7 separate regions of the Mus musculus genome follow, and all the other regions are linked to region 1. Evidence: chromatin loops called from intact Hi-C (ENCODE). Cell type or tissue: heart. All regions are shown on one strand. Region 1 overlaps Spi1 (spleen focus forming virus (SFFV) proviral integration oncogene). Region 2 holds the start of Ddb2 (damage specific DNA binding protein 2). Region 3 overlaps Lrp4 (low density lipoprotein receptor-related protein 4). Region 4 holds the start of Nr1h3 (nuclear receptor subfamily 1, group H, member 3). Region 5 overlaps Lrp4 (low density lipoprotein receptor-related protein 4). Region 6 overlaps Arfgap2 (ADP-ribosylation factor GTPase activating protein 2). Region 7 holds the start of Arfgap2 (ADP-ribosylation factor GTPase activating protein 2).

Region 1 (4,000 bases):
CACCCTGTTCCTGCTTGTGACCCTCAGGGTTCCACTGCCTATAGTCCCCATTTTCTGTCTCTCCATGTACCCAGACTCTGAGTCACTAAATGCTCGCCTCTGCAGACCTCCTGGCTCCCTATTGATCCTCATTGCTGACTATTCTCTGCTCCAGGGTCCTAACCCCGACCATTGATCTCTGCCATCCCTCACTGACCTTCACTGCCCATTCATTGGCTCATCACCCCCTCATTAAGGCTCACTCACTTCCGTATTAAGCCCCAGCTCATTGCTCCCCAGAACCTTCCCACTATTCCTAGTGCACTGCCAGGGCACATGGCCCCTTTGCATGCGTAAAGATATACCTTTATCTTCCCTAAACCAGAGGCCACAGTTGGAAGGGTGGTAGGCTCGGTAACTAACAACTCATTGTACCAAGACCTGCACCCCTGAGTCTTGGTCCAGACTGGCCCCTAGTTTTCCCTTCTTAGTCCTCGACCCTGCTGACCCCTCCTGCAGCCCTGGGCTATCCCTTATGGACTTCACGCCTGTTCTTCCCTTTGCAGGTTTCCTACATGCCCCGGATGTGCTTCCCTTATCAAACCTTGTCCCCAGCCCACCAGCAGAGCTCAGATGAGGAGGAGGGTGAGAGGCAGAGCCCTCCCCTGGAGGTGTCTGATGGAGAAGCTGATGGCTTGGAGCCTGGGCCAGGTCTTCTGCACGGGGAGACAGGTAGGGTCCAGCATCACCGATCCAGTGACTGTAGCTGCATTTACATTTATGAACCTTGCATATTCCTAGCCAAGGTCAACTGGCCCAGCAGCCATGTTTCAGAGGTGTGTGTGTGTGTGTGTGTGTGTGTGCATGTGCATGTGCATGTGTATGCACACATGCGTGTTTGTGGATGCTTCTCTACCTGTACAGGTCTCTAAGTCTGTCTGTATTGTGAATGAACAGGCATCATTTCAAAGTGCGTGAGAGTCTGTGTGTGCATCAGTATTGTGTAGGAGTGTGAATGGGAGACTGTATGTATATCTGTGAAGGCCTGGGTGTATACAGGACTGTGAGTGTGTGAGGTCATGTGTGTGAGTACCTGTGAATGTGTGAAGGCCTATGAGTGTGGGAGGAAGGCCTGTGAGTGTGTAGGTCTTGTGTGTGAGTGCCTGCGTGTGAAGGCCTTTGGATAGGCATGTAGATATGTGAGAGCAGATATGGGTATATGTATGGATACACGTGACATATCTATGAGGATTTGTATATATGGAGGGGTGTGCACTTGAGTGGGAGTGGGCACGTGTGTGCTTGCACCTACCATGGCTGGGAGGAGCTGGTGGGAGGGTCCCCATAAAATCCTTGCATCCTGTCCACACACCACTTGGTTGCCCATCTCTCACAGGCAGCAAGAAAAAGATTCGCCTGTACCAGTTCCTGCTGGACCTGCTGCGCAGCGGCGACATGAAGGACAGCATCTGGTGGGTGGACAAGGACAAAGGTACCTTCCAGTTCTCGTCCAAGCACAAGGAGGCGCTGGCGCACCGCTGGGGCATCCAGAAGGGCAACCGCAAGAAGATGACCTACCAGAAGATGGCGCGCGCGCTGCGCAACTACGGCAAGACAGGCGAGGTGAAGAAAGTCAAGAAGAAGCTCACCTACCAGTTCAGCGGCGAGGTGCTGGGCCGTGGGGGCCTGGCCGAGCGGCGCCTCCCGCCCCACTGATCGCCCGCAGAGACCGCCAGGCTCCTGGACCCCGCCGGCCATAGCATTAACCCGTCGCCCGGCCCGGACACAGGGAGGACATTCCCAGGGCCGAGGCAGGACTGGGGGCCCGGCCTCGCCCTCCCATGCCCGGCCTGGCCCGCCCCACCCGCTTTGCCTCCCACCAGGACTCTAGCCCGCTCCAAGGGCCGCCTGGGCCTCGGACCTCAACCGAGGGTCAGCCTGGCTTAGTGGCCACGGTGCTTCCTTGGGAGTCTGGCGCTGGCACCTTTTTGTATATTGAATGCTTTTTAAAAAGCTCTTCCTCCCCACCCCCTCATTAGTCACTAAAGACAAGTAAAATTATTGACAGCTATTCTCCCAGAGAAGTGTCTCATTCAAGAGTTTGCGTGTGCCGGGTCCAGGGGGCGTCCCGTGTGCACGATCTCTTATTTGTCTAGAGAGCATGTTTCCAAAGCTGGGCCCTAGGGACACGGGGACCATGGACACACAGCGCTTGTTTCTAGTGAGATAAGTCTTGGCTTGTTATCAGGGCTCAGGGATCATACTGAAAAGTCCTTAGCAATCTTCTGAGTGAGACACCATCCAAGAGTGGTGGTGGTGGTGGCCGCAGCAATAAGCACAGGTGTTTCTGATCATATAGCATCTGTCAACTTTACCGGCTGTACCGTCTCTCTAGCCTGGCCACAAAGCATTCTTAATGGAGACTCCACAAGCACAGCCTTCCCTTCAAAGCACTCCCAGGGGCCACAGACAAGGGACATCTATAAACATCTTGCTTCATTTAGGTGACGTAGACAGAATGTAGGCAGGTGGTGGCAGACAGGGAGTGAGGACATCTCCTAATGTCTGCACACCTCAGGAAACACAAACCCTAGGGTGTCACACTATAGGGGGAAAGACCCCTGCACACCTCCTGGCTATGTGGGTCCCTCATAGCCCACGCTGATGTCCCCTAGTCAGACTGCCGAGTCTCAAGAGAAGGCTATGGCATGTGAGCTGACGACAGCTCAGTAAGAGAGCAGCAGTTTTTTAAAAGTATTTTTTAATTCATTTATCGTGTATGTGTGTGTGTGTGTGTGTGTGTGTGTGTGTGTGTGTGTGTAAGAGTGTGCACACTTGCCACAGCATAAATGTGGAGGTCAGTGACAACTTGCAGGAGTCAGTTCTCTCCTGCCACCAGTGGACCCCAGAGGTGGAACTCAGGTCACCAGGCAACAGACACCTTTACCAACTTGGTTCTTCTTCTTCTTCTTCTTCTTCTTCTTCTTCTTCTTCTTCTTCTTCTTCTTCTTCTTCTTCTTCTTCTTCTTCTTCTTCTTCTTCTTCTTCTTCTTCCTCTTCCTCTTCTCCTTCTCCTTCTCCTTCTCCTTCTCCTCCTCCTCCTCCTCCTCCTCCTTCTCCTCTTCCTCCTCTTCCTCCTCCTCCTCCTCCTCTTCCTCCTCCTTCTTCTTCTTCTCCTTCTTCTTCTTCTTCTTCTTCTTCTGGCTCTCAAACACCAGTTCCTTAAACATTTAAACAAATTTTTTGCCTGCGTATATGTATGTGTGCCATGTGTGTGCCTGGTGCCTGCAGTCTAGAAGAGGGGTGTTGGGTCCCCTGGAGCTGGAGTTACAGATGGTTGTGAGGTATTGTGTGGGTGCTTGGACCGGAACCTGAGTTCTCGGCAAGAACAAGTGCTTTTAATCACTGAGCCTTCTCTTCCAGCCCCAGACCAGTTCTCTGGACGACTCGGAGATAAGCATAGCAGTGCATACCCAGAATAGCAGCACTTAGGTTGAGGCAGGAGGATTGTCATTGGTTTGAGACCAACCTGGATTGCTAGTTATAGCTTCAACACACACACTCATGCACATGACTTAGGAGCAGGTGATATGACTCTAAAGTAACTAAAATTGGGTGGAAATCACGGCTAGGTTTCTATTGACTGGAAAATGCTTATATGTGAACTCCCTCCTTCTGGTATAAGCTATCTATTCTAGTCTAGAATTCCTTAATGGAGATCCCCGTCATTTACTTTTTCCCCTGTTACACCTGATGAGCCTGATCCAACTGAGGGTCACAGAACAAGAACAGTGGCAGTGGGGTGGCAGCTGGGGGGATTTGGAATGCTCTGCATTCATCTTTGGTTAGTCCTTGTGACTTTAGCAAGAGCTAGCTCTGCTCCTGTCCTCTACTTGGGAGGACATTTAGAGATCCACTCCCATGCCCTCGCCTGCAGGCTCGCCTAGTTTGTCCCTTGTGTGTGTGGGGTGGGGTGGGGGGGACTAACTCCCAGCAGATTCCCTCCCTGCCTAACCCTCCG
Region 2 (4,000 bases), 120 kb after region 1:
GATCCGATGCCCTCTTCTGGTGTATCTGAAGACAGCTACAGTGGACTCATACATTAAATAAAATAAATCTTAAAAAAATAAAATAAGAGCTATCCAAATACAGTGGTGTATAACTGTAATCCTAGCACTCAGAAGCTGCAGCATACTTGGATTGGAGGCCAGCCTGGGCTATAGAGCAAGACTCTGTATTTAAAGAAATACTAAATAATGTCATGAGCAACCATTACTTGAGTGGAAACCAGAAGAATGCAGTAAGGTTTAGAAAAGTTCCAAATTGATTAGGTGGCTTCAAGGAAGAGAGGTAAATCAGAGTATAATAAAAATAAGCCGGGAATGGTGGCACACGCCTTTATTCCCAGCACTTGGGAGACAGAGGCAGGCGGATTTCTGAGTTCTGAGGACAGCCAGGGCTACACAGAAAAACCCTGTCTCGAAAAACTAAATAAATAAATAAATAAATAAACAAACAAACAAATAAATAAAACAACTCTGAATTACCAAGCCCTTCTGGTGGACCCAATCTATAAGTCCTTTTTTTCTCTTGACAACTTTCCTTTCTTTTCATGGCTAAAACCACTCTTATCAATTTATCACATTCCTTATAGCCCCAGGTTCAAGTCCTGGTAAACCTCTGAGAATGCGCTTTCTGAAGAAAGGAGGGAGGGAATTTCAGACTCTCAGAGCTAACATAACCGAGAGGCTATGAAAGGGAGGATTACTTTGAAACAGTAGATGTGTAAAACTTCTGGAACAAGGAAAGTGGGGACTGTGGCTTTTACGGTGATGGCACTCATCTGACTCTTTCTGTCACCTGGGGTAGAGGTGGGGGGGCTGTTCAACTTAAAACTCTCTGCTGTCAATGAACTGGCCAATAAAACCAGTCGGCAGCGTGTGGCTCAGTGGCAGCCCACTTGCTGAGAGAACTGGAGGCCTGGGTTCGAACCCTCGATCTCCCAAATAAAATCACAGCCTGAGGCGACAGAAGCCAAGAACTGCTTCAGAAGCCCAGGCACAAGCACCCACCACCCCAGCTTCAGCCTCTGGCGCGAGCACCCTGAACCCCCGGAAAGCTAAGGCAGCAGCACAGGCCGTACCGGGACCCTGCACACGCAGCTTCTTGGCTTCGGGCTCCAGCTCCTGAGGACCTCTGCGACTTTTGCTCCTGAGGAGCACCGCAACGTCGGGGGACTTCTGGGTTTCTGGGCATTTCTTGGGAGCCATGACGTACTCGGTGAAGAGATATCAAGCTCTGTGGCAAAATAACGAAGCAAGGAGTGGAAAAGCCTCCGTGGAGAAAACAGGAAGGGACTACGTATGAGGCAGCGCCGTCGCAGGTAGCGCAGCTAAGACACCTTCGCGCCAAACGCTCCTCCGGGCTGCTTTACTTTTAGCCCCGCCCCGTCCCCTCAGGGCTGTCCCGCCCCTTGGAACTGCCCCGCCCCCTCGGGATTGCCACAGTAGGGGGCTGTCTTGCCCCCGGAACTGCCCCGGACTGCCCCAACCCCTCGGGCACGGCCCGCCCCCGGCCGCTCCTCCTCTTCCGGAGTAACGTGTGCAGCTCACAGGGAGGGTTTTTTATTTTAACTCCCTAGGAGCTGGGCCTTGGCTTGTGCTGGATCTGAAGAAAGCCGATTATTTGAACCTGAGGAGGGAGCGCTGGCCGTAAACCCTGCATGCTGGAGGCGGAGCCAGGCGGCGTTTCAGGCCAGCCTGGTGTACACGTTCCAGCAATCCGGTGACCTACGCAGAGAAACCCTGTCTCGAAGAACAACAAAGAGAGAGAGAGAGAGACAGAGACAGATAAAAGTAGGTAGTTTATGTCTTAAAAAGAGCAAAGATTCAAGTGTGGCTAAATATTTCTCATTTCCCCCATTAATAATAGGTGTCTCTAGGGCTGGAGAGATGGCTCAGTGGTTAAGAGCACTGACTGCTCTTCCAGAGGTCCTGAGTTCAATTCCCAGCAACCACAAGGTGGCTCACAACCATCTGTATTGGGATCTGATGCCCTCTTCTGGTGTTTCTGAAATGACAGTGTATTAAATAAATAAATCTTAAAAAAAAAAAAAAAGTGCCTCTGATTACCCAATCACAGCCTTAGCATTTGATTCTTTCCTCTCGCTTTACAGATGAATGTATTTTACCTCATACTATAGAAAAGAGCTGTATCTATGGTGGCAGGCTCTGTGTAATTCCCAACACTGAGGAGGCTGAGGCATGAAGAGTTTGCCTGGACTACACTGATATCTTGTAAGGATCAGATAAGAGTGAGAAAATCTGGGGCTGGAGCGATGGCTCAGCGGTTAAGAGCACTGACTGCTTTTCCAAAGGTCCTGAGTTCACATCTCAGCAACGACATGGTGGCTCACAACCATCTGTAATGAGATCTGACTCCCTCTTCTGGAGTGTCTGAAGACAGCTACAGTGTAATTATTTATAATAATAAATAAATCTTTAAAAAAGAAAAAGAGTGAGAAAATCTGGCATGCTATTGCACAGCAAGGTGACAGCAGACAATGGGTTTGCTGTATATTTTCTAAAGGTAGAAAGGTTTTGAATGTTTTCACCACAAACGATATCTGAGAAGATGTGCCTAACCCAATTTAAAGAATACAATATGTGTGTGTCAAAAGTAATGTATTCCTTATGAAGATGATACTTACATAAACATATGTAAAATTTATATGTTTTAATGTAGTTTAATTTTATTTTAAATTAAAATGATGCTCTAGAAGAAAATAAAAAGCTGAACCCAGCACCAATAATGGGGATGTCCTAAGATGTGCTTAAATTAAGAATTGTAGCTTAGTGGCTGGAGAGATGGTTTAATGGCTAAGAGAGCTTGCTGCTTTTTCAGAGGACCTGAATTCTGTTCCCAGTACCCAGGCAGGTGGCTCACAAATACCTATATGTAACTCCAGCTCCAGAAGACCAGACACCCTTTTCTGGACTCTGCAGGCAGATGCAGCCATATATACACATAAGCACATAAAGAAACATGTATACACATAAGTAAAAAAAAAAAAATTACAAGCTGGTCAGTGGTGGAATATGCCTTTAATTCCAGCACTTAGGAGGCAGAAGTAGGTCTAGTCTGCAGCGCTAGTTCCAGGACAGCAAAGGCTACAGAGAAACACTGTCTGGAAAACCTAAATAAGTAAATAAATAGCCAAGGCTGCAGAGAAACCCTGGGAAAACAAAACAAAGAAATAAGTAAACCCAGCAGTGGTGGCGCATGCCTTTAATCTCAGCACTTGGGAGGCAGAGGCAGGCGGATTTCTGAGTTCAAGGCCAGCCTGGTCTACAGAGTGAGTTCCAGGACAGCCAGGGCTACACAGAGAAACCCTGTCTCGAAAAACAAACAAACAAAACAACAACAACAACAACAAAAAAGAATCCTAAAAAAGTTGTAAGATATTAACTAGGAAGATTATGAGGGAAAATAAATCACTTGAGTTTGTATAGGTCCACTTCGGGGTTTTGTTAGCCTGTAATGATCAGAATGGTCATCTATTTTATTTTTACACTTTGTTTTGGTGTGCTTCATGTGTCTTTTTTGTTGTTGCTTGAGAGAGCATATCACCAATAGCCCTGGGTGGTCTAGAACTCAGTCTGTAGTCAGGCTGGCCTCCACAGAGATCCACCTGCCTCTGCCTCCTGAGTGCTGGGATCAAAGGTGTGAGACACCACTGTCTATACTGGTATTCTCTTAATCAGACGTGGTGGCTTATACTTGCAATCCCACCCAAGTTAAAACAGAAAAATGTTTTGAGTCTGAGTCTAGCCTGGGCAGCACTGTGAGTTCCAGACCAGTTTAAGCTACACAGTGCGTCCCTGTCTCAAACCAAGCAAACAAGTAAATAATAGTAAAACCCAAAAGCAAACATAACAACAAGCAAACCAAAGAGAATGCCAGCTTTTGGTTCAAGGAGCGATATTTTTCGTAAGAAATATTGTCGTTTGGTTTTAGATGAGTGAGTGTGTGTGTGTGTGTGTGTGTGGT
Region 3 (4,000 bases), 360 kb after region 1:
TAACTCATACAGATGCTTGCTTAGCAGCCTTGGTTTCTATCCACTTCTGGTCCACTAGCGTGTAGAAGTCTGTAGTGCCATCACAAAGGAAAGCCGGTTTGTAGCATTCTGGAGGAAGACACCTTGCCCCTGTCAAGAATCAGGCCCCTGTCCCTAGTCACTAAGGTCTGAGGAGGGCTGCTTTCCCTTCCAGCTTCAGCAGTACCCTCTCCTCCTTGCAACCTGGAAGAGTTCCAGTGCGCCTATGGCCGCTGCATCCTCGACATCTACCACTGTGACGGAGATGACGACTGTGGAGACTGGTCAGACGAGTCTGACTGCTGTGAGTGCTCTGGCTAGCTGGGAGGAGGGGCAGCCAGACAGGAGGAGCTTCCTCCAGTGTCAGGGCACAGGTGCCAGCTGGGGCGGAAACAGTGTCTGAAATCCACGGTCCCTCTGGGGAGGAGCTGGAGTGTTGGGAGGGGCGGGAGATGGGACTTGGGACTTTCTGCTCTTCCACGAGGTGCTGTGTGCACGGTCTGGCTAGAGACAGAAGACCTTTGTTTCCCCAGCCTCCCACCAGCCCTGCCGCTCTGGGGAATTCATGTGTGACAGTGGCCTGTGCATCAACTCGGGCTGGCGCTGTGATGGTGATGCAGACTGTGATGACCAGTCTGATGAACGCAACTGCAGTGAGTTGGGGGTAGCATCAAAGGCTTGGGGGGCCAAGGAGAAGGGTTTGGGTGCAGATAGAGCATGAAGACATAGTGAACAGCTATACAGTTGTGTGGTTGTATGCTGCACAGAGGCACTATATCTAAAGGATACCTGTCGCCTAGTAGTCCACAGACTTGTAGACACACCATGGCAGTTAAAATAGTAGGCGGAAGTAAGGGACTCTGAGGAAAGGTCACCTGGTTCATAAAGAGATACCTTCTGCAACACCACCATCAAGAAGAGTAGCCTGTGTACTTTGGGAGGCAGAGAGTTTCAGGCTGGGGTGGGAGGACCAGCCTTTCTTCCATTAATTAGGTCTTTGCTCTGTCCAGCCACCTCCATGTGCACAGCCGAACAGTTTCGCTGTCGGTCAGGCCGTTGCGTCCGTCTGTCCTGGCGCTGTGATGGGGAGGATGACTGTGCGGACAACAGCGATGAAGAAAACTGTGAGAACACAGGTGGAGTCCCCAGCGGTATCCCCGCCCTGCCCTAATGTTGGGAGTGGGAGGCAGAGAAGCAAAGGGAACATTGCCATTGCTTTCAATGGCCTGGACTTGCCCTGCCCTTCCCAGTGAGTAGGGTCAGATCCAGCTGTTGGAGCAGGGGAGATAGCACTTGCTATGCAAGCACAAGGACCCAAGTTCAAATCCCTAGCACCCAAGTTAAAAAGCTAGGTATGGCTGTGAGTGCCTGTAACACCACCGCTGGGGGGGGAAGAGAAAGTCAGACCCCTGAAGCTCATTAACCAACCAGCCTCACCAAATGGCCAGCTCCTGATTCAATGAGAAACCTTGTCTCAAGGCAATAAGACAGAGAATGAACGATAAAGTTATCAGATATTGTCCTTGGCCTCTGCACACACAGGTATGGGCACACATACCCATATTCATAGTCACATGCGTGTACCACACATCCACACAACATATCACATACGTACACACACATGCACATGCACAATCCAGATGCGCTGAGGAACTGTGTACAGTTCTTGAACACAGAGTCAAGGCTGTGAGTCTTTGCAGCTGCTCAAATTCTCACTTCCAATCTGGCCTTGGGAGGAAGGGCTGTTGTCCAGCCAGTAGCCCAGTGTCTACTTCCACTCTGCAGGAAGGACTGGCAGTCTCTGCGTCTGCTCCCCGCCCACCCCACCAGTCCCTGCTAAACCTGGTTCTGACTACAAGACTACACTCCGACTCTGTTCCCATCACTCATCCATCGTGGAATCCCAGGGAGAAAACAAACTCAGACACTCAACCAGCCTTGTCTGAGCTGTTTCCTGCCTCGGACCCCATCCCTCCCACCTTGACGCTCAGCTGGCTCCACTTTACCCTAGAAAATGACAGGCTCCTGTCCCTTGTGGACTCAAGCCCTGCCCTCCTGTGACCTGACTCTCCCCCTCCTCCCTCTCTTTCTAGGAAGCCCCCAGTGCGCCTCTGACCAGTTCCTGTGTTGGAACGGGCGCTGTATTGGGCAGAGGAAGCTGTGCAACGGGATCAACGACTGCGGTGACAGCAGTGACGAAAGTCCACAGCAGAACTGTCGTGAGTGTCTCTAGCGGGTGGGCCCTGCCCGTGGTTTGTGGCTGAGCCCCACCCCTAGGGTTCAAAGGGAGGCCTCCCTTGGGACTCTCACAGTTTTTGGGAGCTGTTCTTCGTGGTCCAGGTGGAATGCCAAGTTGGCTGGACGGGGGTGGATTCTGGGCTCGGCTCCCAACTCTGGCTTGGCTGTCACAGGGCCCCGGACGGGTGAGGAGAACTGCAATGTTAACAACGGTGGCTGTGCCCAGAAGTGTCAGATGGTGCGAGGGGCAGTGCAGTGTACCTGCCACACAGGCTACCGGCTCACAGAGGATGGGAGAACGTGCCAGGGTGAGCTGGGGCCTGTTGGGGGTGGGGGGAAGGAGGGGAGGGAAGCTGGGTGACATATCAGATGGGTGTGACCTTGACTCATCGTTACACTGACCCTGGGAAGTAGGGATCATTTCTCTCATTTTGCAGATAGGGAAACAGAAGTGCAGAGAGTATAGGTAATTTACCCAAAGCCACACAGATAGTAAGCAGCCGAGTTGGAGTTTGAAATCTGAGACTCCATGACCTCAAAGCCCGAACCACTGGTTACACAGTTTCCCTCCTGGCTGTGGCAGTGGATGGGGATATGGAGCTGTGACCAGGGAGACAATGGGGTGGCTTAGGAGTGTGTGGGAAGATGGTTGTAGGCAGGCTTCCTCACCCTGCCTGGTATCCACAGATGTAAACGAATGTGCTGAGGAGGGGTACTGCAGCCAGGGCTGCACAAACACTGAAGGGGCTTTCCAGTGCTGGTGTGAAGCAGGGTATGAGCTACGGCCCGATCGGCGCAGCTGCAAAGCTCTGGGTAAGGAGGGTTGGCACTTGCCTGGGTGGGCGGAACAGACAAAAGCCAGGTGTTAGAGCTGAGGGATTTGCTAAGATGTAGACTGATTTTTTTGCAAATTGCAATCTGGGCGCCAAGTGAAAGGCGATTGGGTTTGGGGTTAGAAAGGATTCTAGTGTTCTAGTCCAAATTTCAGCAGCTTGGGACATGCTCTAGTGGGCAAAGGGCCCCAGCTATGAGCTGAGGCCCTGAGGGTGCATGCTGATGGGTATCTGTGGCTCTGAGGCCCAGTGGGTCCTATTTCTATGCTGTGTCCAGGGCCAGAACCTGTGCTACTGTTTGCCAATCGTATCGACATCCGGCAGGTGCTCCCGCACCGCTCCGAGTACACGCTGCTACTGAACAACCTGGAGAACGCCATTGCCCTCGACTTTCATCACCGGCGGGAGCTGGTCTTCTGGTCGGATGTCACCCTGGACCGCATCCTCCGTGCCAACCTTAATGGCAGCAATGTAGAGGAGGTGGTGTCTACTGGGCTAGAGAGCCCAGGTAGGAAAACAAGGCCCTGAGTGGAGAGCCTGGAATGCCATGTGCAAAAAAACACAGCGGAAAGGGGGGGCCGGGCCAGTGTTTCCAAAGTGCACAAAGCAGAAGGCCTCTTCCAGTGAAATCTTGGGTGAAACTCTCAGATAGGAACCAACTGAGGAGTTGAAAATGCTGCTCAATTGGTAGAGTGCTTGCTTAGCATGAACACAAAGCTCTAAGCTTGATTCCCCAAGCACTGCATAAACCAGACATGATGATGCCTGCCTGTCATCTGAAGAGGTAGAAGCAAAAGGATCAGAAAAGTTCAAGGTCATTCAGTTTAAAGCCGGGCTGAGATACACGAGACCCCCATCTCCACATACAAAAAGCAATAGCTAATCTGGTGGCCTCAGGCTTATCCTACAAG
Region 4 (4,000 bases), 79 kb after region 1:
TAAGATATGGACACAATTCATACCAAAGTCATCCGTGTCTAGCTGACCCAGAGCATTCAGATTTAATTGTGACGTTAGAAAGCAAAGAGCCCCAGAGTTTCTCTCCCCTATCTAGGGAGACTTTACCTTCTCCAAATCCAGGTGACTCTTACCTGTCGGCTCTGGGAGGGTCTCTGCCCTGGGGAGCAGGGCTGTAGGCTCTGCTGACTCCAACCCTATCCCTAAAGCAACCCCAGTTGACTGGGGCATCCTGGCTTCCTCCCTGAGGATGCAAGTGTTGCCTCCCTGGTCTCCTGCATCTTGAGGTTCTGTCTTCCACAACTCCGTTGCAGAATCTGAGCCCAAGAGAAGCACGGGAGAATGGGTGTGGGTTCAGGTCCTATCTAGACTCCATCCCCAAGTGTCTTGGCTGGGAAACTACAAACTCAACTCTACCCTTAGAAGGCAAGCAAGCTAGCCAGGTGTGGTGGTGCACACCTTTAATCCGAGCACTTGAGAGACAGAAGCAGGTGGATCTCTACATTTGAGGCCAGCCTGGTCTACAGAGTAAGTTCTAGGACAGCCACTCTACACAGAAAAACCCTGTCTCAAAGCAAACAAAGAACAAACAGAAAAAGAAGGTAGCTAAGCCACAGCTCATGATTTCAGATTCCAGTACTCCGTAGGATTGAAGACTGGTGTTGGTTGCAGCCCTTTGCATATCAAGACACCCTACACAAGCGCGCGCGCACACACACACACACACACACACACACACACACACACACACACACAATAAGGTTTCTCTGGGTAGTTCAGGCTGACCTTGAACTCACAGAGATCCAACTGCCTCTGCTTCCTAAGTGCTGGGATTAAAGGCGTGTACCACCACTGCCCAACTAGTACATCAAGATCTTAAATGATCTTAAAGGTGCTAGCCTTTGCCCCCTGGGGGGATGATGGAGGGCATCCACTTCATAGAGCGGACAGAACTCTCAAAGCCAGAGCTGTCTAAGCATGAGACGTGTCAGCTTTCCCAGAAAAGCAAGCCCAGACTGAGGACTTCACTGACCAAGCACTAGAACCAGGGGAAAGGGTTTGAGCAACACTTAGATCTGGCAGTGCTTCTAAGGGGTGCTGGATGCAGTGAGGGGAGGGGGCTGATTCCTGAGGTAGGAGAGGAGCCAGAGACCTGGGCTCCGGGGAGAAGGTTTGAATAAAACAGCTTACCAGGAGAAACATCAGGCATTGAGGCCTCCAGCCACAAGGACATCTCTTCCTGGAGCCCTGGACATTACCAAGACACTGTCCTGCAGGAACAAGCCAGGTTACACATTTCCAGAACTAGGCCTGGGCTCCCTTCTGTGCCCTGTGCCTTTTTTCTGTCCTCACAGCATCGACTGACATTTACTTCTCATAGATTAGCCTATGAAGCCTTCTTTACTATATCCCTATGAAGTCCGGATTTCTTTGTTTGATTGGTTGGTTTGTTTTTCGAGACAGGGTTTCTCTATGTAGTACTGGCTGTCCTTGAATTCTCTCTGTGTAAACCAGGCTAGCCTCAAACTCAAATCCACTTACCTCTGCCTCCCGAATGCCAGGATTAAAGGCATGCAGCACCAACCTGGCTGAATTCAGGAGTCTCTCTCTCTCTCTCTCTCCCATTCATTTATATATATAAATTTTTTCCCAGTTCTAAAGATTGAACCCAGGACACTTCAGGCAGGCTAGGCAAATGGTTGGCCATTGAACTCTACAACCTCCACCCTGTCAGGCCTATTCTTAAATTCATTTTAAAGATAAGCAAATTAAGGTTCAAAGAGATTAAGGAAACTGCCTATAGACAGACAGGTGGAGGTGGTCCAGCCAAGAGTAGAATCCTGACTTGTTTGCGTTCTCAGCTTTGTTCTATCCTTTTCTGCGCCTGTCTCCAGGCTGAGTGGAGGGTCCTTCCATCTGGTCTGACATTAGGGCAAGCCAAAGTTGGCAGAACCACAAGACTGGATCGAAGCTCACTCTATGGGTCTGTTTATTATAATCTTTTCCCTGCCGTTACTGAAGTCCTAGTATTAAGTTCTTGTCTCAAGAATCTCACCAGTAGCGGGCCTCCTCTCCCAGAACCCCTCCAGTTCTTCTGAGACTTAGTAAAACTCTATCCCCGCCCAGATGTCCCGTTAGATATTCCTCACTTCTAGAACATCCTCCCATCACATCCCTCCCCACCCAGATGCAAGGATAGAGCCCCCCAGCCACTGAGCAGACTCGCCGAATCCCCAGGCCACCAGACTTCCCGGCTGCGTAGTCTCTGGAGCCCCCTTGCTGGGAGAAGAGGGTGTTGCAGTACCTGGCCTTCGAGGCCGCAGCGGGCAGCCAGTGACAAGAGCTGAGCGCACAGGGGCCAGCAGGGAGAAGCAGTAATGTAGGAAAAGGCCAAGGGGAGGGACTGCCAAGGGGTCCTTCCTACTGGCGACCCAAGACTCTTAGCTTCATTAGGCCCCCGCCCACGAGGTAGCTTCCCCACCAGACTAACTCCTCCCCGGCCGGCCACCCTCTTAGCCGGCGCCACCCTGTCCCCTACCCTCTACCAAAACTGTCGCGTTTCCCCGCAGACCGGTCTAGTTCCATCTCTCTCCTTCCTCTCCTCACCCTGGAGGCTCTTTGCTCTGACAGAAGGACTGCTTCTCAGTCACCCCCACCCTAATCCCAGCAGCCTCCAGAGTCAGCGTTCCCTCCCCCCTCCTCCCAAAGACACCTCGCGGAGCAAAGGTCCCGGCACGGCCCGGAATTGCGACACCAAGCCCCAGCCTGTGTTCCCAGCCTCCCTCCTCCCCTGCCTCTGGGAAGGCGCCAAGCTCTCCCCACTAGCCCCAGGACTGAGCCAAGCCAGTAGAACTCCAAGGGTGAAGACAGGCAGGTGCTGGGCCTTCCAGTGAGTTTGTGTGTGGATGCCCTGAGGGGGACAGAGAAAGGAAGAGGCCAATAAAAAGAGGCCTGGGGGAGGAGTGAGAGAAGCAGACATTAGCAACCCAGGGGCCAGTCCAGAATAGACACCCCCCCCCCCATAGATAAGAAGGCAACCTCATCTACGGAACAGCCCCATCTGAGATGGTGTCAAGATCTACTGACTCTAAAGCCATAGCTTTCCTGCCTTGCTTCCTGGGACAAGAGATTTAGCCCTGAAGGAATACATCATGCCTTTCTGATTTAATCTCCCAAGGGGATCAGCAGCTGGTTTAGAGAGGAGACTATGTTTCTTTTTGTTGAATAAGTAAACAAACAAACAAACAAACAAATGGCTCTCTCTTCTGTTCCACACTTGTTAGCTTGCATTCATTCCAATTCACCACAATCATTTCTCTTTAGGGTTCTGGGTTCAAACCTCCGTGTTACAGTTACAACGCAGGGAGGGCTATAACCTAGGCTAGGAAAGCACTTCTGTGCTGAACTTTGCCCCATCCAACTAGGCCATCTTGACTGAGCAAGTTAATGTCTCTGAACCTCTCTTTTTCTTTAATGTCTCTGAACCTCTCTTTTTCTTTAATGTCTCTGAACCTCTCTTTTTCTTTAATGTCTCTGAACCTCTCTTTTTCTTTAATGTCTCTGAACCTCTCTTTTTCTTTAAGATGGGGACGATGACGACGATGATGATAGTTTTGCCACATATGATCAATGTGAGAATAAAGATCAACACAGTGTGTCACAGTAATGTCCAAGGATGGGCGGGGATTATCTGTCCACTCCCAGTTCCTTTAGTGGTTTGTCTTCCCATAACCTTGAACCTTGAAGCTTTGTCAACTTTCTGAATCTTTGTTGCCATATACAAATCTCTCATTATCTCCTGGTTCCTGAGGGAGCGCCAAGAGTAAACGGCTCTAAAATCTTTCGCCTTTTACTAAAGAGTAAACGGCTCTGTTTTACAGCGCACACTGCTGTTTGTAAGCTTGCCCAAGACCACACATTGGCCAAACTGAGATCAGAATTCAGATGTCTTTTCTCCGGGCTCTTTTCTTCCTGTGTCTGA
Region 5 (4,000 bases), 370 kb after region 1:
TGGAATAAAATATACTAATTAGGTAAGTTTGAACTGCCTAGTGTTTTTTTATTAGCCCATAGAGTGAAGCTAATTAAAAATTATTATTAATTTAAAGCAGCCAGTAGTTGAGGTAATTAATATCATTAATTTGAAATAATTTTAAAAATTAATAGACAAGTCTCCTGCATTGAAGTCTCTTGAAATGAAAATTCCTAGCCTCTGGCCTGTATACATTCCATGCCACCTCTTGAGGGGATGACTCGCAAGATCCTGCAATTAGATGTCAACTGTTTGAGAAGTATGGTGTGAGGGAGAGGGGGCATAGAACAGGCCAGGCAGCAGAAGAGACTGAGAAAGAAGAGCCTGTGTGTCCTAACATATACACTGCACTCTCTCGTCGTCTTCACGGGCTCAGGGATTGCTGTCCACTGCTCCGTTTCTAGCGCCGGTTGCACCCCTTCCATAGCAGGCACTTTTAAAAATCTGATGAACAAATGCTCTGTCTCCAGGCAATTCAATCGAGATACTTAAAACATCATTCTTCAGAACTGGTGATACAGCTCTGTGATAAAACAGTTGCCTCGCGTTAGGTTCTGGGTTTAACTCGTTGGGTTCAGTCTTCAAACACGGGGGGGAGGGAGGAAGCATTTTAAATAAGTAAATTTTTTTTTTGAAAAAAGCATACTTCAAAGCCGGGCATGGTAGCATATGCCTTTAATCCCAGTACTCAGTGAAGCAGATGGAGCTCTGAGTTTGAGGCCAGCCTGATCTACACAGTGAGTTCCAGGCCAGCCTGGTCTACATAGTGAGTGCCAGGTCAGCCAAGGCTATATAGTGAGACCCTGCCTCAAAGATAGATGATAGATAGATAGATAGATAGATAGATTGATAGATAGATAGATAGATAATAAACTAACAAACAGACACAAACAAATGAATAAACAAACGAGATGGTTTCCAGGCAAACGGGTGAAACCCAACGTGTAAAGCCGTCTCCTGTTCCGTCACCGTGGCTGTCATTCATCAGTCCTCCGCCATCCATCTCTTGACTTCCTTTCTTCCTAGAACCATTTATTGGACAGACTGGGGCAACACCCCCCGCATTGAGGCCTCCAGCATGGACGGCTCTGGGCGTCGCATCATTGCTGACACTCATCTTTTCTGGCCCAACGGCCTCACCATCGACTACGCTGGTCGCCGCATGTACTGGGTGGATGCTAAGCACCACGTCATCGAGAGGGCCAATCTAGATGGGAGTCACCGCAAGGCTGTCATTAGCCAGGGTGAGGTCTTTGGTGTGCTGTCTTTCATCTCTCTGCTCCTTCCCCAATCCTGCCCCCAGGAGCCTTGGCAGAGGGTGAGATGTGTGTGGCTGCCAGGTCTGGCTGGGCTCAGGGGCCATGGCAGGCCATGTCTGGACTAAGGTCTTTTTGGACTGTCTCCAGGCCTCCCACATCCCTTTGCCATCACAGTGTTTGAAGACAGCTTGTATTGGACAGACTGGCACACCAAGAGCATCAATAGTGCCAACAAGTTTACGGGGAAGAACCAGGAAATCATTCGCAACAAGCTCCACTTTCCTATGGACATTCATACCTTGCACCCCCAGCGCCAGCCCGCAGGTAAAAAAAAAAAAAAAAAAAAAAAAAAAAAAAAAAGTCACATCAAGTGAGCTAGATTTGTCACCAGTGATGTGGCTGCTGGTGCCTCTTGAGAATCCGCCTTGCACTTGTTACAGATACAGTGAATTCCAGTCAGGGAAGTCCAGAGCTGGCATTAACATGGGCTACTTGCTCTCTCTGCTGGACATTTAGGGTAGTACAACATCAGGACTCATCTGGCTTTTTCCATAAAATGCAAACATTTACAGGTACTCGTATTCACATCTGGAAAAGATATCGAAATTAATCCCACAGAGTTGGTTTTTTCTTTTTTTAATAGACTAATTTGTTTTCATTTCAAATGTTATCCCTTTTCCTGGTTTCCACTCTGCAAACCCCTTATCCCATCCCCCCTTACAACACTTCTATGAGGGTGCTCCCCCACCCATCCACTCCTACCTCATCATCCTAGCATTCCTCCACACTGGGGCATGGAGCCTTCACAAGACCAAGTGCCTCCCCTTCCACTGATGCCAGAGATGGCCCCTTCAGTTCCTTCAGTCCTTCCCCTAACTCCTCCATTGGGGTCCCTGGGCTCAGTCCAATGGTTGGCTGCAAACATCCACATCTGTATTGGTCAGGAACTGACAGAGCCTCTCAGGAGACAGCTGTATCAGGCTCCTGTCAGCAAGCACTTCTTGGCATCAACACTAATGTTTAGGTTTGGTGTCTGCACCCCACAGAGTTCTTTTTTTGGAGGGGGGTTCAAGACAGGGTTTCTCTGTATAGCCCTGGCTGTCCTGGAGCTCACTTTTGTAGACCAGGCTGGCCTCGAACTCAGAAATCTGCCTGCCTTTGCCTCCCAAGTGCTGGCTGGGATTAAAGGCGTGTGCCACCACCACCCTGCCAGAGTTCTTGAAGAAAACCCTCCAACCCTTTGTCCTGGTGGGGTCTACCTTTGTAAGCGTTTCATTTTTCCTGATCATCTTGCTCTGGGCTCTTTGAGCAGGGAAAAACCGCTGTGGGGACAACAATGGAGGTTGCACTCACCTGTGTCTACCCAGTGGCCAGAACTACACCTGTGCCTGCCCCACCGGCTTCCGCAAGATCAACAGCCACGCCTGTGCCCAGAGTAAGTGGGTTTGGGACACCAGCCTCAGAGGAGGTGCCTTTTGGGGACAGTTAGAAGGAGCAGTGAGAGGAGTTGGAGGGAAGGCTTGTCAGGCAGGGAGGGCCAGATTCCTCAAGGAATCCATGACTGACTGTAGAGACCGAGGGCTTCCAAGTCAAAGCTGAGGACCTAGAACCCAGTGGTAGCTGGAGGCATCATTCAGTGTACAAACACCTAGCTCTCACCTCAACAGGCAGAATGCCTTCTGTCTGCGCAGAAAGAAGGTCCAGTTCCTCTAAAAAGCAGGGCAGTGGTTTCCAACTTCTGTCCCTTTAGCCTGATCCATAGAAGAGTTTGTGTTGTTAGAATAGAGAGCAACTGGGATCCCAGATGATGATCTGTGACCACCAAGTAAAAGATGATAGGATTCCCTGGTCTCTTCCATAATCTCTGCTTTGGTTCCTTAGAGCTCCTACAAGACAATTTTACCTTGCAAAGTCAGCCCTAGAAATCTCGGCACAAAGGTGACCTTATCTAAGGCTAGTCCAGGGAGTTGTTGATCAGGCATAGGGCATGACCAGCAAGAGGGCAGGATTAATTCATTATGTATCCGTCACAACGAATTCAACATGTATGTATTCATGCTGTATAATCCACTGACTCTCTTAAATCTAATTAAAATCGAAATTGGGAGACTAGGGTGTGGTGGTGTCTATCTAACCCCAGAGCTGGGTGCATAGGGAGGCAGGCAGATCCCTGAAGCTCACAAGCCAGCCAGTCTAGCCAATCAGTGGGGTTTGAATTCACTGAGAGAACTTGTCTCAAAATGAGTAATAAGGTGAAGATGTAGGAGAAGCTGCACAACTTCCACATGTACACATGTTTACACATACTCATATACAATTTCACAAACATACAGACATACACAGAGGCAAGAATCAGATTCTCTGGGCCCTGTCCAAACAGTGACTGGGGAAAATATTTTGAGGTTTCATTCAGATACATACTGAGAACTAGTTTCATACTGTATGTTTTTTCCTGGGCCTTTTTTTTTTTTTTTTTTTTTTGAGTCAGGGTTTCTCTGTATAGCCCTGGCAGTCCTGGAACTCACTCTGTAGACCAGGCTGGCCTCACACTCAAGAGCTCCGCCTGCCTCTGCCTCCTGAGTGCTGGGATAAAGGCGTGACCACCACTGCCTGCCTTCTTGTGCCCATCTGCTTCTGCTGTCTTAGATGCAAAATGCTTCCAGGGACATTCTCCCAATGATTTATCAAGGCTTGGAAGAGGGATTTGGAAGTTAGGCAGA
Region 6 (4,000 bases), 160 kb after region 1:
TCTGCAACCTCAGTGGTTCAGCACCTCATCACAGGAGGCAGACAGGGACCTGTTTGTCATCAGAGCTCTGTTTTTGCTTTTGTTTGAGACTGTCTCCACAGCCCAGACTGGCTTTGTACTTGAAATCCTCCTGTCTCGGCCCTGGCGCTGAATGGCAGGCATTTAGTAAAATGCCTGGCTTGGAGAAACATTTTAAAGATTCAGACTTTTTAATATATAAATACATTTTAGAAGAGTTAGAGATGCCATATATAAACCCCTTTCCTTACAGGGTCACTCTGTCCTTGGAACTCCTCAGCATACAGTTATAAGCTACTCTGGGAAATGATTAGAAAGGCAGGTACAGGAAGCCAAGTTCCAAGTGCTTTCTAGTACCTTGGAATCATCCGGGGTGTTTGAAATACATGATTTGTTTCCAACCCCAGCTTGGGATAGTAGGACTCCGGCTTGGTGATTGGCACTGTTACAAGTTTCTCTGTGGATCGGGTACACACAAGAATTTGAGAAACCTCAGATGCCTGTAGGTAGGCTTGGTACCACAGGGCTTTTGGAAGCCACTTGCAACCATCCATTGGCAGGGAAGATGCAGGAAAATTATGTGTCCAGTGAATGTTAACATCGGCCTTACTTGGAGCAGGCAGTCATGACTCCTTAGTGAATTTTATTTTGTGGAGACCTACCTCATTCAAGAAGGATGAGGCTCACCTCTGACCTTTCCAGTCTCTGCTCCAAAACCCTAGGCCTGCTTTGTGCAGATGTGCACCACTGCCTAACCTGGGGTCTGGTCTTCACAAATATCTAGTGGAGAAGGCTGTGCAGCTCTTATCTAGTTCTTGTGGCCAGGGTCTCATAGGTGGAGAACCTGACCAAACACTCGGGCCAAATTCACAACACCTGCTTTGAACGGCTGTCCTCATCTGTAGGAGGCCAGGTCCTCTGTCAGTTGAGGCAGGTGGCCATCCTGGATGGCCCCCAAGTTCCGCCTCCCATCCAGTCAGAAAAGCACCCAAGTTCCACTTTGCCTTCCCTCCCTGGAGCCTACTGGCTTTAGACTCATTGCTTACCAGACACAAGGGACTTTATTCATTTCACAGATTTGACTATTCCATACAAACTTGAAGTATATTTTGAAAGTAAAATTCTTGCCCATCCTCCCTCTTATTCCAGCTAGTGGCTGATCTCTCCAGCAGGCCAGTTGATAGGTCTTCCCAGCACATGCTCTCAGGAATCACCCTCCACCAGGAAGACCCTGCATTACTAATTCACGTTTCCCTTATAAATGCTGTTGTGAAAAATTACCCTTACTAGGAGGATCATGGACTGGCTGAGATGACAGTACTTAAAGCATAAGCAGCCCTGCCAACAGAAGACTAAAGCAGACCCTTCTCTGTGATGTATGTCAGCTCAGGGCCCAGCAGGTTGCTGAGAGCATGAGTTAGGGGATTCTGAGGATCACTGAACTGGGCTGGTCTTACTAGGGCTGTTATTAATTCACCCTTCTCTTCAGCAGAGGGTGGCACAGTGATGCTGGAGAAGTCTGGTGTGGGCAGCAAAAGCAGGGTGGGAACAAGGTACAGGCCACAGATGGGACCCTTCAGATTCAAGTCTCAGACTCATCTGTCTCTTCAGTGGAGCCATCGCTCTCTGCATCCAATTTGCGGGAGCGATGGAGGGGTTTCCACGGGGAACCAACCCGGGGAGGGGTTCGGGAAGGCAGGCAGCTGGCCTCAGAAGTGGCAGTGATGGAGTTGACCAGGCCTGGGACCTGGACCAGCCTGAGGAAGGAAAGAAGCCCAGAGGGTGATGTGATGAATCTCCTGTTCAGAGATGAGGACCTCTACTTACTCTTAGACTTGGGCAGAGCCCCAAGGACTTATGGTGCCTCTCTTCTCTCCTGGCCCCAAGCCTTTCCCTGACCAGTGTGCTGTGTCGCCTACAGTGGGGCACAGCCACATCTGACAGATTTGGCTTCCGCAAGAGGGCAGCATCTTCCCACTTGACACTTACAGCCGTTCCAGCTCTTCATCCATGGCTGGGTCGTGCATCAGGTCTCCTTTGTCTGGCAAAGCTCCTAGAAGACAGGTATTTGGGGTGAAGTCATAAAACAGTAGGAGGGCCCTTCAACCAGGAAGCAGATACTTTGCCCTTTGCCTTCATGTCTGACAACTGGTTGACCAGGGAAAGTTAGTTTATGTGGAACGAGAAATCTTGAGTACCACTTTATAGATGTAGTGAGACTCGCTATTTTCCCTTCCTCATTTGGGACAAGAGTGACAGCTAAGAAGATTACAACCAGGTGATCAATCCCCTTCCAAGACTGGAGGTGGGTCTGTGACCAGCACTGGGTGTGTCTAGTTCTTGTGACCAGTACTGGGAGTGTCTAGTTCTTGTGGCAGCACTGGGTGTCTAGTTCTTGAGGCCCCAGTGCTATGCTGGATGGTAATGGCCTAAGGTGACTCCAGGGGTAGAAAATAGCCAATTGTATGTCCCCAGGTCAGGGCTATGTTGGGGGGGGGGGGGAAGCAGTCCCACCCTGATGACTTAGACTAACATCTGTCTGGGTTGGTTCCTTAGCCATGAGGGCATAGTTTGCTGATTCTATTGGGAAGTGTATGAAGAGTCTTGAATGCTTCCCCACTTAAATTTTTTTCTTTTTGCTCTTTTACAAATTAATTAGATTCTTTTCTGTTTTCTTTTTTTGTTGGTTGCTGGGGATAAATACAATTGACATTTCTTGAGGGATTGAAATTTTCAGAGAGAAAGATTGTTGCCAGTAAATTGTTGAAAGATCAGGGCTTAATGGTAGTTTAGTCCCTAGACTGGACAGTGATGCTGGGCTTCAGAAAGACTCAAAAGTGTCCAGCACTGACTCTTCTAAGAGGCATCAGGTGATTCATCTTATAATTTTGTGGGGTGTTTCAGGAGTATCCCAGCCTTCCACAAACAGAACCAGGGTATTTCCAAGTTCCTATTTCTAACACATGCTGCCTCTGTCACTGCTTAGTCTACACACTAGCCACTAATCAGGATGTAGGAAACATTGCACAAGGCTCCTTTTTTTTTCCCTTCAGAAGGTTCTTTTCTGTTTTCCTTCCTTCCTTCCTTCCTTCCTTCCTTCCTTCCTTCCTTCCTTCCTTCCTCCCTCCCTCCCTCCCTCCCTCCCTCCCTCCCTCCCTCCCTCCCTTCCTCCCTCCCTCCCTTTTTGAAACAGTATTCTTGGCTATCCTGAAATTCTGTAGAGCAGGCTGGCCTCACAGAGATTCATAGAGATCTGCCTCCTCTGCCTCTACCTCCTGAGTGCTGGTATTAAAGGTGCCCCAACACTGCCTGAACAGGGGGGGATGCAGTTAACACGGGCTGTGATCATTGCTAGTAACCAGGCTTCTGATTGACTACTTAGCTCGCCTGTCTCCTCTAGAACTCTGGCTGAAGTGTGTATACAGAAATAAGCATAAAGGTTCCAGTACAGCTTCTGGCCAGCTGTGTGAGGCATTTAGCAGATGTTCATTAGCTGCCCTTCCCTCGATGCCATTCCCTAAACTGGCACAGAGGGGAGGCTCAGGAACCTGGATCTAATCACACAGGAGAGTCTCCCGAGCAAAGACATAATAGTAAGTGCTTAAAGCTTACTAACACAAGCCGGGCAGTGGTGGCGCATGCCTTTGATCCCAGCACTTGGGAGGCAGAGGCAGGAGGATTTCTGAGTTCAAGGCCAACCTAGTCTACAAAGTGAGTTCCAGGACAGCCAGGGCTACACAGAGAAACCCTGTTCCGGAAAACCGAAGAAAAACAAAATAAAACAAAAAAACATAAAACAAAAAAACGTACTAATAAGCCTTTAATCCCAGCACTCATTTGGAGGCAGAGGCAGGTGGCTAGCCTGGTCTACTTAGTACACTCCAGGCTACACAGAGCTACATATACAATGAGACCTTGCCTCAAAACAACAAAAATCAACAAACCTTCAGAGCAAGAGTGGCCTGCTGGTCCCTAACTGGGA
Region 7 (4,000 bases), 150 kb after region 1:
CCGGGCTCTATGGCTTGCTTGTTACCACTTCTTCCTGCTTTCCTATCACATCAGTGCCCGACGGCCATCTTGGGAGAGTTAATTTCACCGAGGTTTAGATTTGCTCCATGGTCCGGTGTCTCTCGAAGTTTGGCTGTATAACAGTCCTGTGCACAGAGATAGACCTGTATCCACAGTAGTGAGTGGCAGCAGGATGGCTGTTCACTTGGCTCCTCCCTGCCCGCCGCCAAGCAGCCAAGCCCTTTGTCTTGAGTACTGGATACAGTGGGTCTTGTGCCCTGAGTTGTGCCCCTTGTGTTCCCCTCTCTAGTAGCGGGCAGGACGAGGACTGGTCAGATGAGGAGAGTCCCCGGAAAGTTGCCACTGGGGTGAGGGTACGGGCGCTTTATGACTATGCTGGCCAGGAGGCTGATGAGCTGAGCTTCCGAGCAGGTATGCTGGGCCCTTTCATGGTCCTTCCCACTTCAGCCCCCGTCCTACTTGCTAGAGCAGGGCTGTAGACGAAGAAAGCCAGGGACTCCATCCTCACAGGCTGCTCAGGGTCCAGCTGCAGCCTGACAGTTGCCTCCCTGGGGTCTAAGGTTGGGTGGCTTTTCCTGGCTGTGTCCTATCCTGGTCTGAGTTGGGTATCCTCCAGTTTGTCGGCCCTTGTGCTATTCCATCCCCCAGTCCATGACCTAGTTTTGAGACCAGTAAAGCCAGTGCTTTGGGCAATGACTGTTTTGTCTTTCTTCAGGGGAAGAGTTGCTGAAGATGAGCGAGGAGGATGAGCAGGGCTGGTGCCAGGGCCAGCTGCAGAGTGGCCGCATTGGTCTGTACCCTGCCAATTACGTAGAATGTGTGGGCGCCTGAGTGCCCTGACAGCCCTACCAAGGCGTCTCTCTGACCTGGGCCAGAGCTTAACCCTTCCTGGACTGCTGGACCTGAAGGCCCTGAACCATGTGCTGCTGCTGTCTCTCTTTTCCCACAGGAGGAAGTCTCAGGGCCCATGAAGGGCAGGGGTCTGTGTCTAGAGTTGGAGGTTGGAATGATGGAGGGTCGAGAGGTGCCCGAGCCTCCTCGGGAACATTTGGGTCATCCCAGAGTGGGAGGATCCAGCTCCTAAACTGTTTAGGAGTTCCTGGGGTGAGGTTGGGGAGAATGTAGTTTGAGGCTGGCAGCACCTTCTTTTGTGACTTGTAGTGTGCATTAAATTTGATTAAGAATAAAAACCCCATCAAGTGTTGTGAGCGTCTTTTGATAGCCTACTCTTGCTGGTGGGAGGCACGGGGTCGGCCCGTGGGCGTGCCATGTGTTATGGAACTGGGATTGGGCAGGCAGTTGCCTCCTGGTATCTGCCCCGGAATTTCAGGAGTGCAATCTGGACTGGAAGGGACTTGGTGATCAAGGTTGTTGTGTGCTGGCCTCTGCTCTAGGCCAGTTGCTGGATTGTGAGCTGAGCTGGAGCCCTGCCAATGCCTTCCGGATGGGGCTATGAGCACTTGGGAGATTGTTAATCATTACTCGTCCATCACAGAGTCTGTTACCATGGCTCTCTGCCTGACGCCTACAGCCAGTGGTCGAGCGGTACGTAGGGTACCCGGGTCCAGCAGGAACTCGTGAGGAAGTTTGGGCCAGTCCACGAGCCGTCGCCCGCTCGGGCTGCGGATTGGCCAGGCGCAGCGCGGCGTTCACTCTCAGGCCCGTGGTGGAGCTCCCGGCTGCTAACGTCATGTTTCAGCCCCGCCCGACGTTCATTGGCCCAGATCTGGTCGAATCACTCCACTCGTAGGCGGGTCGGGGCCCTGTCGTGACCGGCGCGGTGAGCCTGCCTTCGCCGCCGAGGATTGGCCCGCGCCGGGACCTGTCGGTCGCGGTTGTGTCTGGGAAGGAGAGAAAATGGCGGCGAGCCCGAGCAAGACCGAAATCCAGACTATTTTTAAGAGACTTCGCGCAATTCCCACCAACAAGGTGCTTGAGCGGGCGGGGTACGGGTCCTGACGCCGGCGGAGAAGACGTCTCTTGTCCCCTGGGGTCTGAGGGAGGGCGAGGACGGAGGTTGGAGGCTTTCTTGTGGTTTCTAGCGCCGGGCCTCGACTCTGGGCCCTAACCGTTCGCTTGTCGTCTTTTCCACTTAGGCCTGTTTCGATTGTGGCGCCAAGAGTCCTAGTTGGGCCAGCATCACTTACGGTGTATTTTTGTGTATTGACTGCTCCGGAGTGCATCGCTCCTTGGGTGTCCATCTCAGCTTTATCAGGTAGGTTCTGTGTGAGGGTGCTGTGCCTCCACGGGGGCTGTGTGCGTGGTCAGCGACGGGGAGAGGGCGCCTGGACTTGGACCTTCCTGAATTTGATGTTTGGATTTCTCCTGGCGGGAGTTCTGGTAGCCTACAGCGGGGGCTTGCGGGCGGAGGGCGGCGGGGGGTTCCACCTCTGTAGACTTCTCTCTTCACAGTTAACATGGTACTCAGCATCAGTTTGGGGGAGAGCTTAGATGCATTGACCTTGTTATTGCAGAAAGATTGGCCCAGTAGGTCTCCAGTGCGACTTTGACCAAACTTTAAGAAGAGCCAAACCCGTGCCTGCATTTCTCAGAAGTCGACCTCCTTTCGGATCTCCTTTTCAGAAATAATTAGTACCCTTTGGATTAGGCGAAGCGCAATGATTTCAAATACAGGGGAGAGAGGAGGAAATGGGACAGTGACTGATGGTTCCTGGACACCCACAGAAGCCTGAGGCCGAATGACAGGTTTAGTCTTGATAGGGAAGGTGACACTCAGCCCTTGTACACAGGTCCACAGAGTTGGATTCGAACTGGAGCTGGTTGCAGCTGAGGTGTATGCAGGTCGGCGGGAATGCCAATGCGGTAACGTTCCTTTACCTTCTTCCACCCCCATCCTTCTGCCTGGGTATTTAACTTTTCCTTGATTTCTCAAAGTGAGTTTGGTTTCTCTGTTCCGAGAGTTTGCAGCTCTGGAACATGCCACACACTTTTCTAAATTCAGAAAAATTTAAACAGCTTCTTTCAAAGAGGCTTAATGAAATACAAACTGGGGGGGGGGGCTTGGGGGACTTTTGGGATAGCATTTGAAATGTAAATGAAGAAAATACCTAATTAAAAGAAAAAAAAAAGGAAATACAAACTGAACTAGACAGGTGCTCTCTGGCAGTAGCAGTGTCTCCATAGTCATTGGGGTTTTGTGGGCTCCTGGAGGGAGGATAGCTGAACAGAGAAGTACATACATTCTTCAGTCCCCTAGACCTTGTTCCCTGCTCTTACGGGGAGGGGCTGGCATGGTGGTTTTTGGGTTTTTTGAGGAATTTTGGAGGAGGTCAATTAGTGAGTGAAGGTGTTTATTGAGGGAGGCTGGTAACCTGAGTTCATTCAGTTGAGGGAACCCACATAAGGTGGAAGGAGAGAACCAACTCCATGGACTTGGCCTTTGACCTCTGCACACATGCTGGGGTGCACATGGAATAAATACAAATAAAAGGTTTTGTTGTTCTGTCTTGTTTTGAGAAGAAATCTTGGAAGACGTTTACCTCTTTGAAAACCTGCTGATGTCAGTAGTGTGTCATCCTGAATAAATAATAGCCCAATTGTTTAGTAATGTGTCTCCTATAGTGTGAATACAGTTTTCTTTGGCGAGAGTATTTGCACATACATATTACTCCTTCTCTTTGCTCTCCAGACTGCTTTTTTCCGCCAACACGGATGTATGGCCAATGATGCTAACACCAAATATACGAGCCGAGCTGCCCAGATGTACCGAGAGAAGATCCGGCAGTTAGGGAGTGCAGCTCTGACTAGGCATGGTACTGATGTGAGTGCTGGTTCCTGGGCTAGGGTGCTGGGATAAGAGATAGTAACAGCCCTGAGTTTCAGTGTCTCCTCTCTTCCAGCTTTGGATAGACAGTATGAACAGTGCTCCAAGTCACTCTCCAGAGAAGAAAGACTCTGATTTCTTCACAGAACATACTCAGGTGAGTACCACAGGGATGTTTCCTCTGATAAATGCTTT

What was found. Hi-C counts contacts between places; a loop is a spot of excess contacts. Peaks named below come from ENCODE experiments on the same cell type or tissue, not always from the same donor. Only the 100,000 strongest peaks of a DNase experiment are listed, where the experiment ranks them.
Region 2: a loop joins it to region 1, with 10 times the contacts of the local background. A loop is called at or near these places in 12 of 42 quality-filtered maps.
Region 3: a loop joins it to region 1, with 3 times the contacts of the local background. A loop is called at or near these places in 18 of 42 quality-filtered maps.
Region 4: a loop joins it to region 1, with 6 times the contacts of the local background. A loop is called at or near these places in 23 of 42 quality-filtered maps.
Region 5: it touches region 1 in a loop (6-fold over the local background); 18 of 42 quality-filtered maps call a loop at or near these places.
Region 6: it touches region 1 in a loop (4-fold over the local background); 7 of 42 quality-filtered maps call a loop at or near these places.
Region 7: it touches region 1 in a loop (3-fold over the local background); 9 of 42 quality-filtered maps call a loop at or near these places.

What each region holds. Positions count from the first base shown.
Region 1 is chr2:91,113,700-91,117,699 of GRCm38, forward strand. It overlaps Spi1 (spleen focus forming virus (SFFV) proviral integration oncogene), which reads left to right. Exons shown (of 5, transcript NM_011355.2): 4 at 546-711; 5 at 1,376-2,060. The coding sequence ends at 1,695. Among named protein-coding and RNA genes, the nearest start is that of Mybpc3, 2.4 kb to the right of the region's middle. In heart, no CTCF peak of the experiment used is centred here; a DNase peak (open chromatin) is centred at 1,532; H3K4me3 peaks cover 2,307 bases; H3K27ac peaks cover 2,933 bases.
Region 2 is chr2:91,235,596-91,239,595 of GRCm38, forward strand. Ddb2 (damage specific DNA binding protein 2) reads right to left here and starts at 1,471. Exons shown (of 10, transcript NM_028119.5): 1 at 1,095-1,471. The coding sequence starts at 1,221. A330069E16Rik (RIKEN cDNA A330069E16 gene) reads left to right here and starts at 1,551. Exons shown (of 2, transcript NR_015464.1): 1 at 1,551-1,806; 2 at 2,127-2,762. In heart, CTCF peaks have their summits at 12 (motif pointing left), 2,009 (motif pointing left) and 2,209; a DNase peak (open chromatin) is centred at 1,526; H3K4me3 peaks cover 1,885 bases; H3K27ac peaks cover 1,687 bases.
Region 3 is chr2:91,474,155-91,478,154 of GRCm38, forward strand. Lrp4 (low density lipoprotein receptor-related protein 4) reads left to right here. Exons shown (of 38, transcript NM_172668.3): 6 at 194-322; 7 at 552-671; 8 at 1,029-1,154; 9 at 2,112-2,237; 10 at 2,430-2,564; 11 at 2,944-3,069; 12 at 3,367-3,597. Among named protein-coding and RNA genes, the nearest start is that of Lrp4, 19 kb to the left of the region's middle. In heart, no CTCF peak of the experiment used is centred here; DNase peaks (open chromatin) are centred at 1,807, 2,397 and 2,887; H3K27ac peaks cover 909 bases.
Region 4 is chr2:91,192,408-91,196,407 of GRCm38, forward strand. It overlaps Nr1h3 (nuclear receptor subfamily 1, group H, member 3), which reads right to left and starts at 2,709. Exons shown (of 10, transcript NM_001177730.1): 1 at 2,558-2,709; 2 at 1,210-1,289; 3 at 153-335. The coding sequence starts at 1,252. In heart, a CTCF peak has its summit at 2,308; DNase peaks (open chromatin) are centred at 2,444 and 2,784; H3K4me3 peaks cover 1,274 bases; H3K27ac peaks cover 1,047 bases.
Region 5 is chr2:91,479,266-91,483,265 of GRCm38, forward strand. It overlaps Lrp4 (low density lipoprotein receptor-related protein 4), which reads left to right. Exons shown (of 38, transcript NM_172668.3): 14 at 1,048-1,265; 15 at 1,428-1,604; 16 at 2,593-2,715. Among named protein-coding and RNA genes, the nearest start is that of Lrp4, 24 kb to the left of the region's middle. In heart, a CTCF peak has its summit at 1,798; no DNase peak of the experiment used is centred here.
Region 6 is chr2:91,277,183-91,281,182 of GRCm38, forward strand. It overlaps Arfgap2 (ADP-ribosylation factor GTPase activating protein 2), which reads left to right. Exons shown (of 16, transcript NM_023854.2): 16 at 1-189. It overlaps 1110051M20Rik (RIKEN cDNA 1110051M20 gene), which reads right to left. Exons shown (of 9, transcript NM_175123.5): 8 at 2,008-2,071; 9 at 646-1,775. The coding sequence ends at 1,601. Among named protein-coding and RNA genes, the nearest start is that of Arfgap2, 14 kb to the left of the region's middle. In heart, a CTCF peak has its summit at 1,970 (motif pointing right); a DNase peak (open chromatin) is centred at 1,939.
Region 7 is chr2:91,263,455-91,267,454 of GRCm38, forward strand. It overlaps Pacsin3 (protein kinase C and casein kinase substrate in neurons 3), which reads left to right. Exons shown (of 11, transcript NM_001289678.1): 10 at 311-432; 11 at 737-1,226. The coding sequence ends at 852. It overlaps Arfgap2 (ADP-ribosylation factor GTPase activating protein 2), which reads left to right and starts at 1,661. Exons shown (of 16, transcript NM_023854.2): 1 at 1,661-1,950; 2 at 2,118-2,236; 3 at 2,772-2,844; 4 at 3,671-3,802; 5 at 3,882-3,962. The coding sequence starts at 1,879. In heart, no CTCF peak of the experiment used is centred here; DNase peaks (open chromatin) are centred at 467, 997 and 1,727; H3K4me3 peaks cover 2,113 bases; H3K27ac peaks cover 2,251 bases.